2 separate regions of the Homo sapiens genome follow, and region 2 is linked to region 1. The links are chromatin contacts, found by POLR2A ChIA-PET in ENCODE. All regions are on one chromosome and are shown on one strand. Each heading gives the region's core, a stretch centred on a gene start or an enhancer-like site at or near the end of the contact. The rest is flanking DNA. Distances are from core to core; before and after follow the strand shown.

What was found. ChIA-PET counts read pairs that join two places held with the same protein, here RNA polymerase II (POLR2A).
Region 2: POLR2A ChIA-PET joins it to region 1 with 10 read pairs in OCI-LY7. The contact joins two enhancer-like sites. POLR2A ChIA-PET finds 5 or more read pairs at or near these places in 5 of 52 experiments (H1, MCF 10A, OCI-LY7 and 2 more).

What each region holds. Positions count from the first base shown.
Region 1 is chr12:49,486,603-49,493,943 of GRCh38, forward strand. SPATS2 (spermatogenesis associated serine rich 2) reads left to right here. Exons shown (of 14, transcript NM_023071.4): 5 at 2,863-2,971; 6 at 4,080-4,129. Among named protein-coding and RNA genes, the nearest start is that of KCNH3, 49 kb to the right of the region's middle. Within about 2 kb of position 3,314, at least 4 of the 41 ENCODE cell types and tissues checked have a DNase peak (open chromatin) inside an H3K27ac peak, as active enhancers do.
Region 2 is chr12:49,576,452-49,583,792 of GRCh38, forward strand. It overlaps a transcript of FAM186B not described here. Among named protein-coding and RNA genes, the nearest start is that of MCRS1, 12 kb to the left of the region's middle. RefSeq lists enhancers at 5,805-5,854, 5,955-6,004. Within about 2 kb of position 4,225, at least 2 of the 41 ENCODE cell types and tissues checked have a DNase peak (open chromatin) inside an H3K27ac peak, as active enhancers do.

The sequences.
Region 1 (7,341 bases), core at 2,064-4,563:
CAGACTGTATACCTTCTCACTTGTATGGTTTTTTTATTTTTTGAAACAGAGTCTCCCTCTGTTGCCCAGGCTGGAGGCTGAGGCAGGAGAGTGGCGTGAACCTGGGAGGCAGAGCTTGCAGTGAGCCGAGATTGTGCCACTGCACTCCAGCTTAGGCGACAGAGCGAGACTCCGTCAAAAAAAAAAAAAAGAAAAAAAAGAGAGAGAAACCAGTATCTAGGAGCTAGGTGTGCTTATTGCTATTGAGGAGTCATTGTTTTTAGACTTTTTCGTGGATGAAACTAGGAGATTTTTTTTGTTAAAAAATGAGTTCACATTGACATCTTCAATTCAAATATACTATTAAAAGATCTTTTCTCATCTTATTTTAAACATGTATTTCTTCTCTCTTAACCAAATTTTTAGTTCCTAAAAACATTATTCACTGATTTGTTTTATTTTTATAATACTCATAAAATAATAAGAACCCTACAGTATAATATTACTACTATGTTACTAATGATAAAACCATTGAATAAAATTTAAGATTTGCAATTCTTTTACCCTTTAAATGTATCTCTCTAAACCCACACAGTAAGAATATTGTGTTCAAAAGTCAGTGGGGCCAGGCGCGATGGCTCATGCTTGTAATCCCAGCACTTTGGGAGGCCGAGGCAGGCAGATCACTTGAGTGAGGTCAGGAGTTCGAGACCATCCTGTCCAACATGGTGAAACCCTATCTGTACTAAAAATACAAAAATTAGCCAGGCATGGTGGTGCACGTCTCTAATCCCAGCTACCTGGGAGACTGTGACAGAATTGCTTGAACCTGGGAGGCAGAGGTTGCAGTGAGCCAAGATCTCACCACTATACTCCAACCTTGACAGAGTGAGACTCCGCCTCCAAAAAATAAAAAAACGGTCAGTGGGAAGATTTATTCTAGTTCACCCTTTCCCTGAAGGTGCAATATTTTTAAAACGGCAAGCTTACATAAGATCTCAGTTCCAATCTTTTTGTTTGGGTTTTTTGGTTTTGTTTGAGACAGTCTTGCTGTCACCCAGGCTGGAATGCAGTGTTGTGATCTCAGCTCACTGCAGCCTCAACCTCCCAGGCTCAAGCAGTCCTCCCGCCTCACCCTCCTGAGTAGCTGGGACCACAGGCATGTGCCACCACATCCGGCTAATTTTATTTTTTGTAGAGACAAGGTCTCACTATGTTGCCTAGGCTGATCTCAAACTCCTGAGATCAAAGGATCCTCCCACCTCAGCCTCCCAAAAGTGCTGGCATTACTGGGCTTAATGGCACTATGTGGTAAAACCCATGTGTTATTGAGACTGGCAAAACATGCCACAGTTACCTATTAATAGTTCAAGCTCACTATTCTGGGTTTTAGTTCCCTCTAGGGATTTCCCTTACTTCTTATGTTCAGCTATACATTTAAAATGATGTATATTATTTTTCATCCTGTATTTTTTTTTTTGAGACGGAGTTTCGCTCTTGCTGCCCAGGCTGCCATGCAATGGCGCGATCTCGACTCACTGCAACCTCCACCTCCCGGGTTCAAGTGATTCTCCTACCTCAGCCTCCTGAGTATCTGGGATTACAGGCATGCGTCACTGTGCCCAACTAATTTTTGTATTTTCAGTAGAGACGGCGTTTTTCCATGTTGGTCAGGCTGGTCTCGAACTCCTGACCTCGTGATCCGCCTGCCTCAGCCTCCTAAAGTGCTGGGATTACAGGTGCTAGCCACCATGCCCAGCCATATATTTTTAGTCTCAAAAAATATGAAATACAGGCCAGGTGCGGTAGCTCAAAGCCTGTAATCCCAGCACTTTGGGAGGTGGAGGCAGGCAGATCACTTGAGGCCAAGAGTTCAAGACCAGCCTGGCCAACATAGCAAAACCCCATCTCTACTAAAATACAAAAATTAGCTGGACGTGGTGGCACATGCCTGTAATCCTGACTACTCAGGAGGCTGGGGCACGAGAATCGCTTGAACCTGGGAGGTGGAGGTTGCAGTGAGCCGAGATCACACCTCTGCACTCCAGCCTGGGTGACAGAGCGAGACTGTCTCAAAATAAATAAATAAGAGATGCATTTATCAACATAGAAAAAATCTAAAACAATAATGCTATGTGAAAAAAACAAATTGAAGATAAATATATATGATATAATATTTATGTATTTATGTAGTGCAAAATAATAGTGTATATTACCTATGGATATATGCACATATCATAAAAATGCAAAAGCACGTATGGAAATAATACCAAGTTCAGGGTAGAAATCTCTAGCGAGACGAAGAAGGGAAATAGGACTTATTAGGTGTTCATGGGGGCTTCAATTATATTTATTTTGTTTTAATAAACTCAGTGGCATGCAATGGGTGTCATTATGTTTTATATGCCTAACATAGTTTATAATTTAAATTGTTTGTATAAATTATCTTTATTTTACAGTTAAATGATACAAGGTAAAATATGTTTCAAAAAATCTTACATAAAAATCTAAGTTGTTATTGTTGCTAGTTCATTTACCTTTCCACCTTTCTTTACAGTATGCTAAAAATGAGGGAATATTGATGCCACATTAATACCTGATACCGAAATTAAACCACCTTTTCTTTATATGAAATCTAGCATATAACTTCTATTTCTAGCAATGTTCTGCATTTCTAAGTTTTGAAATTAATTTTTCACATGCTGTTATCACTCATCTATTAATCATTCCCAGTGAGATGCTTGTATGTACTGTCACTGACACTAAAGAGTGATACATATTGTTAAAAATGAAATATCACTCTTTTCATTATTCTCTGTATAGGCCTCAGCTGCCTAGTGACCTACTAATGTTAGAATTAAATGACCCTGTCATCTTTTCCAGATAAATGCGGTACGTGCAATAGTTCCTAATAAGAGCAACAATGAAATTATCCTGGTTTTGCAGCACTTTGATAACTGTGTGGACAAAACAGTACAAGCATTCATGGAAGGTAATCCTGACTTAATTTTAAAAATAAATTTATATTTGCTCAAATAGAATTTGCTTCAGACTTTTATAACATTCAGCAATCCAGTGATTCATAGATGATAGAGCAGACCCCATGAAAACATAACATACCATGACATTTGACGATACCTCTTTCAGCTGAAATAAGCTATGTGGTGTCTATAATAAGAGATAAGCTGAGAAAACTCCATTGTTTCACGCTAAATGTTCTCTAATGGTATTTAAGAGGAAATCATGTGGCCAGTGGTATAAGGGACTTGATTGGACTTGGGTTGAATAAGAATTTAAGAGACTCTTAATAACAAAGCAGTGATTCAGTGGCTCACCAACAGATGGCAAATTCAAGGACTCAGTATTGTCTTCCGGATTCTAATATCGTTAGTTTGGCTGTGGCAAGTGACTCAAATGTGTGGGTTTGAATTTCCTTATCTAATACGTAGAAGAATGGCAGGCTTAGTCAACCCTTCAGATTTATAACATTGAGAAGTGTTTTATGAACCTTCCTTCCATGTAACCTGTTGGAGAAAAACTATCTGAAGCTATTGCGTCTTTGAATAGCAACATGAGGTTAGGTCTCCCTGTTTTTATTTTCCTGAATCTGCCAACATAGGATGCACAAGTTTGAATGTTGTAAAGTTTTTCTTTATCTTCATCTTTTTAAAAAATAATGTTAGTGTTTTGGTCTAGGGTAATGTGCAGCTGTCTCCAAAACAACATAGCCAAGGTGGGTGTGTAACTGGAGGGGAAAGGATGGCACACTTGGCTAAAACCAGTGTGCCATCCCCTTTGTATTTGGTCTAAGATGTATGGATAAGAGAATCTTCAAAATGGCCCAGCTACATTAGTCTCTTCTTAGAAGAACTTACTGAGGAAATTACTCGGAGAGGAGGGGTCTAAGTAGGCAGGTATTCCAAAAGGGAAGCATGGCATGATTATCTCATTACATTACTTTAGACCTGATCCTTAACTTTAACTTTTCTGTTAGGAGCTTTGTAAATTCTCCAGCAATTACAAAATGGGAGGACACTGACTCCTGCTTGACTACTGTGTGTGTGGTAGGAGACAAAATCTGTAATTGGTTTCTCTTACAGGTAGTGCCAGTGAAGTACTCAAAGAATGGACAGTAACAGGCAAGAAAAAGGTAAAATGAATTACATTTAAAAGCATGATGATGTGTATATTATTTTTAAAAATTTAGGCTCTGCAAAAATATTTGAAAGAAAAGGTTCACATACATATCTTCTGTTTACCTGGTTAAAAAACATCTTTGGCCAGGTGCAGGGGCTCACACCTGTAATCCCAGCACTTTAGGAGGCCAAGGCAGGTGGATCACTTGAGGTCAGTGGTTCAAGACTAGCCCGGCCAACATGGTGAAGTCCCGTCTCTACTAAAAAATAGAAAAAATTAGCCAGGTGTGGTGGCACGTGCCTGTAATCCCAGTTACTCAGGAGGGTGAGGCAGGAGAATAACTTGAACCCAAGAGGCAGAGGTTGCAGTGAGCCGAGATTGGGCCACTGCATTCCAGCCTGGGTGACAGAGTGAGACTCCATCTCAAAAAAAAAAAAAAAATTCTTCGACCTTGAAACATAGCTGTGTCTCACAGAGTACCACACAGTCCTCTCCGTGTGATTTAAGGCAGGAAACAGAATGACTTTGCCATGGTGCAGTTATTAGACGGGTGAAAAAGACAGCAAATCAAGGAAAGCAAGAGAAAGCGATCTAATTGAGTGGTTTTCAACCATATTCATACCATAAATCAGTTAAAACAGTTCAGATTTTTGGTCGGGCAACTGGGTTGTAGTCCTGATATTAATGAGCTTTGACATAAAGCTGTTAGGTGCTGGCCAGGCACGGTGACTCATGCCTGTAATCCCAGCACTTTGGGAGGCTGAGGTGGGAGGATCACTTGCGCCCAGGAGTTCAAGTCTGGGCAACATGATGAAACCTGATCTCAAAAAAAAGGCTATTAGGTGCCTTGCAGAGGGGTCTGATGTTCCACTTTGAGAGGTAGAAAGCACTCAGGCTATGGGATCAGTCAGAACTGGATTCCTACCCTGTTCCACTATCTACTGGCATTGTGACTGATATTGCTTAACATTTGTGCCTTAGTTTGCTCATCTCTAAAATAGAAAAATAGTTCTAATAAATACAAATACATAATACAACGCCTAACATATTAGTTCTCGTTCCTTTCTCCTTATTTACTTAAAATCAGATGCTTTTCCCAAAGGATACCAGCTGGTCTCAAAATTCTTCCCACAGCTCTGCACTGTAAAGGTAACCCCTTTAGGAAATGCTTGAAGTATGGATTTTAATCAAGTATCTCTGTGAAATCTGTTTGGGGTGTTCTTTTCTTTATTAAGTCAGTGCTGGAGTTCTGAAATGCTTTCATCATGACTCTTACATCACTTTTTAGGAGTCCTGTCAGGTCTTGAACAAAAACCAGGCTTGGCCTCAGTGACGCTTGAGAATTTTTTCCAAGGGTTACCTAATACTACACAGATTCTTCTGAAGCTCTTCATACCTGTAGTTTTGAATATTTGTTTAACTTCTTCCTGCTGCTTTCAACCTGTTACATAGATAACTGTGAGTGTCCTGGAAAACACCAGTTTCTTTTTTTTCTTTTTTCTTTTTTTTTTTTCTTTTTGAGATGGAGTTTTGCTCTGTCGCCCAGGCTGGAGTGCCGTGGCGCGATCTCGGCTCACTGCAGCCTCCGCCTCCTGGGTTCAAGTAATTCTCATGCCTCAGCCTCCTACGTAGGGCGGGACTACAGGTGCGTGCCACTGCGCCTGGCTAATATTTGTATTTTTTAGTAGAGACAGGGTTTCACCATGTTGGCTAGGCTGGTGTCGAACGCCTGACCCCAAGTGATCTGCGCACCTTGGCCTCCCAAAGTGCTGGAATTACAGGCATGAGCCACTGCACCCAGCTAACACCAGTTTCTTAATTTATTAGCCCAGGATTATAAGTTACTAGTGATATAAGATGTGCATGGACCTGGAAGAGGATGTGTGTTAGAGACACAGACATTCCTTAAAATTTGGAGAAAGAAATATGACTTCAGTTTAGCAGTCCCAAATGCACAAATCCAGTCCAGTCCACTTAACTGTTGGGATTAGTCCAATAGGATGTGACTCTGAGTGGGATAGTTATGATATACATGACCCAATGATATGAAAACTTAGCCAGTTCACATGGGGGAAAGTAAGAAAAAGAAAGATGAGGCCGGGCACGGTGGTTCATGCCTGTAATTCCAGCATTTTGGGAGGTCGAGGCAGGTGGATCACTGGAGGTCAGGGGATTGAGACCAGCCTGGCCAACATGGTGAAACCCTATCTCTACTAAAAATACAAAAAAATTAGCTGGGTGTGGTGGCACATGCCTGTAATCCCAGCTACTCGGGAGGCCAAGTCAGGAGAATTGCTTGAACCTGGGAGGTGGAGGTTGCAGTGAGCCGAGATTGCACCATTGCACTCCAGCCTGGGCAACAAGAGCGAAACTCCGTCTTTAAAAAAAAAAAAAAAAAAGAAAGAAAGAAAGATGAGAGCTGTTAAGGCAAAAAGTTTATCTAGAGTTCAATCATGTTTCTGCTGGAGAGGGTCACAGAAAGGACTTGGGGAAAAATTGATTCAGTTATTATCAGCCTAGCCTTAGGAATAGAATTAGGTGTTGCCAGTGGAGCTACGAGTTTGACAAAACAAAAGGTAAAGGACTTTTGTTTGTTTATTTTAACTTTACTATTTGCCTATGCAATATACTCACATGGCTCAAAATTCAAAAGTACAAGAGTTAATACACTGAAACATCTTTTTTTTTTTTTTTTTAATTTGAGATGGAGTGTCACTCTGTTGCCCAGGCTGGAGTGCAGTGGTGCAAGCTCAGCTCACTGCACCCTCCACCTCCCAGGTTTAAGTGATTCTCCTGCCTCAGCCTCCCGAGTAGGTGGGATTACAGGCATGTGCCATCACATCTGGCTGATTTTTGTATTTTTTATTAGAGATGGGGTTTCGTCGTATTGGCCAGGTTGGTCTCAAACTCCTGACCTCAGGTGATCCACCTACCTTGGCCTCCCAAAGTGTTGGGATTACAGGCATGAGCCACTGCACCCACCCAATACACTGAAACATCTTTATCCCATCCCTGTTCCCCAGCCATTTGGTTCTCCACCCCCAAGGCAAACAGTATTTTCAATTTCTTATATATCTTTCAAGATATTTTATGCATATATAAGTAAATAAGACCATTCTCCTCTTTGCCTGCTTCCTTTTTTCATGTAATATATCTTGGAGCTTATTCCATGTCTCAATATATAAAGAGCTTTCTTGTTTTTATGGATACATAGTCATCCTGCTG
Region 2 (7,341 bases), core at 2,975-5,474, 91 kb after region 1:
GAGGGTGAGGTGGGAGGATCTCTTGAGCCCAGGAGTTCAAGGCAGCAGTGAGCTATGATCATACCACTGCACTGCAGCATGGGACAAAGTGAGACCGCCTCTCTTAAAAAGAAAAAAAAAAGAAAACAGTTATCAGCTGGAGCATTGTTCATATTAGCAAGTTTAGCAAAAACCAACTCACACATCTCTCACTAGAGGACTGATTAAATAAATCATTGCACATGCATACAATGGAATATCATACAGCCAGGCTGAAGAGCTGTCACAAAAATCTTTATAGGCCATGATTGGACTTTATCCTGAGAAGAATGAAGAGCCATTAATGAATTTTTAAGCAGAAGTGTGGAATTAGACCAGCATTTTAGATATCTCTGGCTTAGTATGGAGCATAGATTGAAAGAGTAAAACAGAAGCCAGGGAGATTAGTTGGTGGCCCAATTTAGGGTAGTCACTGAGGGGAAGACACAAAAGATGTAGACGATGACAGGGCTTGGTGAGAGATTGCATGAATGGGTGCAGGAGCTCAGGCACCTATGATGCCCAGTTCAGGCTTTGGCAGTGGATGAGGCTGGCAGATATGCATTGAGACCAGAGGCACAAGTGGAGCTGCAGGGTTGGGGATGAGAAGGAAAGGTGATGAGTTTCATTTGCATTGATTGAGTTGGAGGTGCCAGTGGGCAGCCAGTTGGGATGTGCAGTTGAGCGTTTGCATATACAGCTCTATGACTCAGAGGAGAGATTGGAATTGGGGATGGATTTGGGAATCTTCATCATACAGCTGATGTTTGAGGCAATAGGGCAATCTGAAGTCATGTTGGGATGTCCTGTGGCATGAGAGGAGAGTCCAGGCACTGGAGCAGCCCCTAGGGAACACAGGCAGAAGAGAATGAAAATCCGCGGGAGCTGGAGGAGTGTGGGGAACGTGGGTGGGAAACCAAGAAGAGCATCATATCACGGACCTCAAGGAAGAATGTGCTCGGGTTTTACTGGTGTCTGTCTCTCCCTTGATTTAAAATCCTCCACATAAACTGGGTTTTATTTTTCTTTGTTTTCTCCCCATCTGTCTTATCCCACCTTCAATCGGCATGAGGTTTTGTGCATAATAACTATGTCTGTGGACAAACAAAGGCATGAGTGAGTGACTACAGTTGTAGCTGGTTCTTTACATGACTGTTGTGCACACCTCCACACCTGCTCCTCTCCTTGCTCTCCCTGTCTCCATTCTTCTTTAAATTCTCCACGTTGTCATCAGTGGCTCTCCACTGCCTACAGAGGAGCATCCTCTGGTTGGTCTTCAAGCCCATCCACATCCAGCCCCAGCTGGGCTTATCTCCTACAACACGTGGTGTGGAACTACACCCAGGCTGGCCGCTTGCTGCCACATGAACATGCTCTGTGCTTACAGTGTCCTTTTCCCTTGGATTTCCTGCCTCCCGCCCCCTGCAATAGTTCCACCCATCCTTCCACATTTCATGGAGATCCCACTTAGTCCCAAAGGCCTCCCCAGACCTTCACTGCCATATGTCTTCCCCATTCTCTGTTGCACTTTGTCTTGCATTCCCACACTAGCTCCCTACCAGTTACTACTCTTTCTCCACACTGGCGTGTGAGGGGAGTCTGTCCCAATGTCACCATTCCCCCATGACTTGCCTCCCCACCTTTTCAAGTCTCTACTCAAGCGTCACCCTGCGAGGCTTGCCATGACCCCTCTGTTTTCATCGCCAACTCCAGCACTTGGCACAGTACAATTGCTGAAGGAGTGGTGGGTAGATTGTGAGTCCTCGGGAGTTCAGGACAATACTTGAATTTATTTCTGTAACTGTGCCAGTGCTTTGCATCCAGTCAGCACCCTGTGTTTGCAGTAGGCTCCTGGGAAATGAGTTTTACTCACTTCCGTGCCCCTGCTGCCTAATACAGATCATGGCACCACAGTAGGTGCTCAATAAATGTTTAAGGAATCAATAAATGAAAAATTACACATTTAATTGCCCTCGGGAGCCTCCAGAGAGGCCACTGATTGTGCAAACTCACTGGTTTGTGTGTGCTTCCTGCCAGTGCTGACAGGCTGCCTTATGGGCCGGTGACAAGCTGTGTCCTGTAAACCTGGCTGTGCTGAGGGACGGTGACATGCAGCTCACAGAAGGCACTAGGGCTGTCATGGTGGCCAAGCATTTAATACAACGATTGTGGTGCTCCAGGCAGAAACACAGCCCGGAAGAAGCCTCAGAGGCAGCCAAGGAGGGATGGGAGCACTTACTCCTTAGGGAAAGCTTGACTTGGTTTCTACTGTGTGCATGGCCCTCTGAAGGTCCGGGTAGAGGGGAAGCTACAGCTGTGAGAGCAACTGGGCATCCGTCTTAAAGAGTTTCAGGTCTAGTGGGGTTGAGGACAGGCTCACCGATAATCCCAGAACAAAGGCAAGATGGACCAATGCTGGAAGAGATCCACGCACAAAGGCAGGAGAGCCCGTCCCCAGGAGAAGGGGAGGCTTAGGGAGGATTAGTGGAAGCTTCGTGGTGGAAGGGCCATCTGAGCTCATTGACTAAGCATTTTTTTTTTTTTTTTGAGACAGAGTCTCACTCTTGTCTCTCCGGCTGGAGTGCAATGATCTCGGCTCACTTGAATCTCCACTTCCCAAATTCAAGCGATTCTCCTGCCTCAGCCTCCTGAGAAGCTGGGATTACAGGTGCCTGCCACCATGCCTGACTAAGTTTTGTATTTTTTAGTAGAGACAGGGTTTCACCATGTTGGCCAGGCTGGTCTCAAACTCAATCTCAGGTGATCCACCCACCGCGGCCTCCCAAAGTGCTGGGATTACAGGCGTGAGCCACCACGTCCGGCCTTCATGACTAGGCTTTCTGAATGGGGTGGGAATTGAAACAGCTTCCAGCTGGTCTCCCTGCGCCCTGCTCCCAGTCTATGCTCATGGTTGCAGCCAGACGATGCTCTTGAATTGAAGGGCACATGATGTCACTTCTCTGCTTAGAATTCTGCAATGGCTCCCATTGCATTCCGGGTGAACAGAGGTCCTTACGGTGGCCTACAAGGCCTTGTGTGACCGGCCTCCCAGTGGCCTCTGCAACGTGGCTCCTCCCACCCTCCCACTCACCCACACCAGGTACCCCGGGCACCTTGCTGCCCCCTGAGTGTGCCAGGCAGGCTCTCACCTCAGCCTGCTCTCCCTGCCTGGCACGCCCTTCCCGCAGCTCACCTCCTCACCTGCTTCAAGTCTTCACTGAAACGTCCTGCCATGCCCTCTCTGCTTTAAATGGTAACACCCACTCCCCTGCACTCTGCTGCCTTATCCCTCTTGAAATTTGTGTTTCTCCATGGAACCTTTTACGTTCTGACATAACTGTGCATTTTACTACTTATTTTTGTTTCTTGTCTTTTCCCCCCATAGAATGTAAGCTTTGTGAAAGCAGTTTTTTGTTTGTTTGTTTGTTTTTTGAGATGGAGTCTCGCTCAGTCGCCCAGGCTGGAGTGCAGTGGCACGATCATGGCTCACACAACCTCCGCCTCCCGGGTTCATGCCATTCTCCTGCCTCAGCCTCCCGAGTAGCTGGGACTACAGGCGCCCGCCACCACGCCCGGCTAATTTTTTTTATTTTTAGTGGAGATGGGGTTTCACCATGTTAGCCAGGATGGTCTCGATTTCCTGACCTTATGATGTGCCCGCTTCGGCCTCCGAAAGTGCTGGGATTACAGGCGTGAGCCACTGCACCTGGCCATGAAAGCACTTTTTAAAAATCTGTTTTACTCACTACAGTATCCCTAACACCTAGAACACTGCCTCATGTTAGGTGCCTAATAGGTACTTGTTGAATGAATGAATGAGTAAATGAATCAATGGGGCCATGCTGCATGCTTGAGGAAGTCCATGGGAAGGGCCTCCTGGCAGAGCTCCTAAAAACTGCTGCCCAAAGGGTCATTTGCAGGGATAGATCTGTGCCATACAGAGCAGAGGACCTGCTGGGGGTAGGCGATCAAGCGAGGAGGAAGGGTCCCCAGTCCAAGGGAGAGCAGACTCCACAACCATGAGTCCTCTGCAGGATCCCCGTGTCCCAGCATGGGTCAGGAATGCCTTCTCCCTCTGCTGCACTTGCTGTCCACGCTCCACCTGCACCTTCCCAGGAACTCACCAGCTCCCCTCCTGTCAGTCTTCCCGCAGTTCCCTCCCTTCTAATTCTTGAATTCCCGGCCCCTCTCCAGGCCAGCTGAGGCCCTTAGACAAGCACTTTGCTGCCTCCTTGTGGCTTCTGCAGGAAAGGCTTCTCCTCTCTTCCAGAGAGTGAGGATACGGGGCGCCTAACAGACAGCCTGGGGGTGATGAGAGAGGAAACCGAATCTTCTTGACCAGTGGTGGCCTGAATCATTGGCAGCTGCCCGCTCACAGCACTGCTGCCTGTGGCAGTGAACTCTGTGGCAGCGCCCTGACTGGTGCACTAGCTGGACTCAGGCTTTGGTTGTTCCAGGCTGCTCAGCTCCTGGGAAAGAATGTGAGGCAGCAGTCAGACCCCAGGGCCTGCCTCAAGGGTCACTGAGGTCAGTGACTAGTGTATCCAGCCTCCACCTGCTCAGCTTCCTCCCAGCTCAGAGGCAATAAATAGTGTTTGAGGGGTGATGAAGCCACCAGCCAGCGCAGGGCCTCCCAGGGTGTGCAGAGAGCAGGGGCAGGGTGTGACACAAGAGCCAGGGCCAGGATATGTAGAACTGGAGCATGGGAGGCCACTCAGCCTCCTAATTGGCTAATTGGCTGGGATGTTACCTGCTTAAGCTAATTGCCCCCAAATGGAGGAATATTCTAGAAGGCTCCTGGGTTATCTAGTGGACCCATAACTTACAAGACTGCCTGAGAAGACTGCTTTATTTTTTACTTTACTGGGTAACTTTTTCTTTCTGGCTGCTTTCAAGTTCTCTCATCTTTGGTTTCAGGTTTGACTATGATATGCTGAGGTATGTTTTCCTTTGTATTTATCTTGCTTCAGTTCTCTGAGCTCCTTGGATCTGTGGCTTCTTGTCTTTAATTTTGGAAATTCTCAGTGATTATCTCTTCAAGTAGCTTGTTAAATATTTCTTCTCCCTTTTTCTGGGACTTTGATCACATGTGTGTGAAACCATTGGTATTGTCCCACACATCTTGGGTGTTTGGTTTGGGGGTTGCTGATTTGTTGCTTTGTTTTTACTCTCTCTGTGTTATAGTTGGCTAATTTCTATTGATCTTGCCTCAATTCACATATTTTTTTGCCTTGCTTTTGTCTAGTTGGCTGATAAACCTGCCAAAGGATTTCTATATCTCTGATGTTAAGATTTTCTTTTCTTTTCTTTTCTTTTTTTTTTTTGAGACAGAGTCTCACTCTGTCACCAGGCTGGAGTGCAGTGGCACAATCTCAACTTACTGCAACCTCCACCTCCTGGGTTCAAGCAATTTTCCTGCCTCAGCCCCCCAAGTAGCTGGGACTACAGGCACGTGCCACCATGGCCAGCTAATTTTTGTGTTTTTAGTAGAGACGGGGTTTCACCGTGTTGGCCAGGATTGTCTCGATCTCTTGACCTCATGATCCGCCCACCTTGGCCTCCCAAAGTGCTAGGATTACAGGCGTGAGCCACTGCACCCAGCAAGATTTTCATTTCTGGCATCTTCAAGTTTCCATTTCTTTTGTACAATTCCCTCTCTCTACTCAAATTCCACGTCTGTTCCTGCATGTTGCCCACCTGTTAGAGGCAGATCCTGTAACATGTTAGATGTAGCTACCTTCAAATTCCTGCCTTCAAAGCCCTCACTTGATAGTTAACAGCATCCCAGCCATACACATCTTCTCTTCTTGAGAAGGTGACTCCTCTGATCATAGAATCATGCTCATCTGTTTTCTGACTTTTCAGACCATGCATGGCTTTCCCCTCCCTGGCTCTATGCCTGGGTTGTTTTTGAAGGGGTTTTCTCCTTTCCACTGTATGCCTCTGCAGTTAGTCAAGGCCAGAGTAGACCCTTCTCCCATGTCATCTTCCACATTTGTTTTGGTTCCTCATCTGAGGCTGTGGGCCATGCAAGCAGAGCTATGGCCAGTCCCCGAATATGGCTTGAAGCAATGCTCAAAAAAATACTCCTTCCCATGCCTTGTCTTCCCTGAATTTTTTGGGGGTAGAAGCAATACATTGACCAGAAATGTCAACTTTGCTCTTAAAAAAAATTAGGCTCCTGTATAGTATCAGTGAACCTCATCACTAGAAAAACACCCGACACACACACACACACACACACTTACACATATATACACATGCATACACATACATGTATACACACATACACATTTATACACACACATACACATATACACACATGTGCACATACATACATAAATACATCCACAGCTACATAAATACATACATATATACACAAACGTATACATACACACACATATATACACAAAGATACACACACATATATATTTGTCTTCCAACCCTCTTGGCTTCACAGCTTGGCCCGTGCAGGCTTTCTTTGCCTTTAAGAAGATGAAATTGTTACCAAAGCAGGAGAAGAATGTCAGACACTCTGCATGCTTGCCAGAGAGCTCGCTAGAGGACGTGCAGAAGGTCAAAGTCCTCCATCACCAGAGCAAGTTCAGCCACCAGGCCCCTTAAGCACAGTGCCAAGAGCCTGTGAAAACATGAAACCTTTGAAAATATGGGTGCCAAAATATAAAAACAAAGAATGTATGAATAGTATGAAATCTTTATAAAACATAATATTGTCAGTTTCATTCACTGTCAAATTTAATATTCAAAATAGTCTCATTACATTTATAAAACTTGTTCAATTTCTTCTCTGTGCATTCTGATTGCTGAGATGTCACTCACAGCTAAGTACACATTAAATAACTTACTCATAGCCAGTTAATTTCTGAAGCAAGGTTATAAAAATGCTTTCTAATTATTTAGAGCGATACATTTAGTGTGAGGGCATTTTAAGATGTTAAGTATCATTGGGGTGAGGCCTCCAGAAAAGAAAGAGCCTGGGACCCGAGAGGCTGGAAACAGCCCAGGGCCAGCACAGCTGTGCTGTGCATGTGTCCTGCATCATGATGCCAACTCCCCTTCCTCCCACACTAGGCATCCTCGCGATATCTTAAGCTGCGACTCAGAAAACAAATCCTACTCCTGGCATCATCCACAGAACCAGCTGTTCACACCCCACATCCTCCTCAGCTTTCTGGAGTCTCAGCCTTAGGCTGGAAGCAAGGATGGGCGCCATTCCTGAGGAAGAGAACCGCTGGACATGGGTTCTCTGAGGATGGGGTAATTTCCTATTTGTATGCCTGTTCCCTAGGCCAAGGGTGCTGG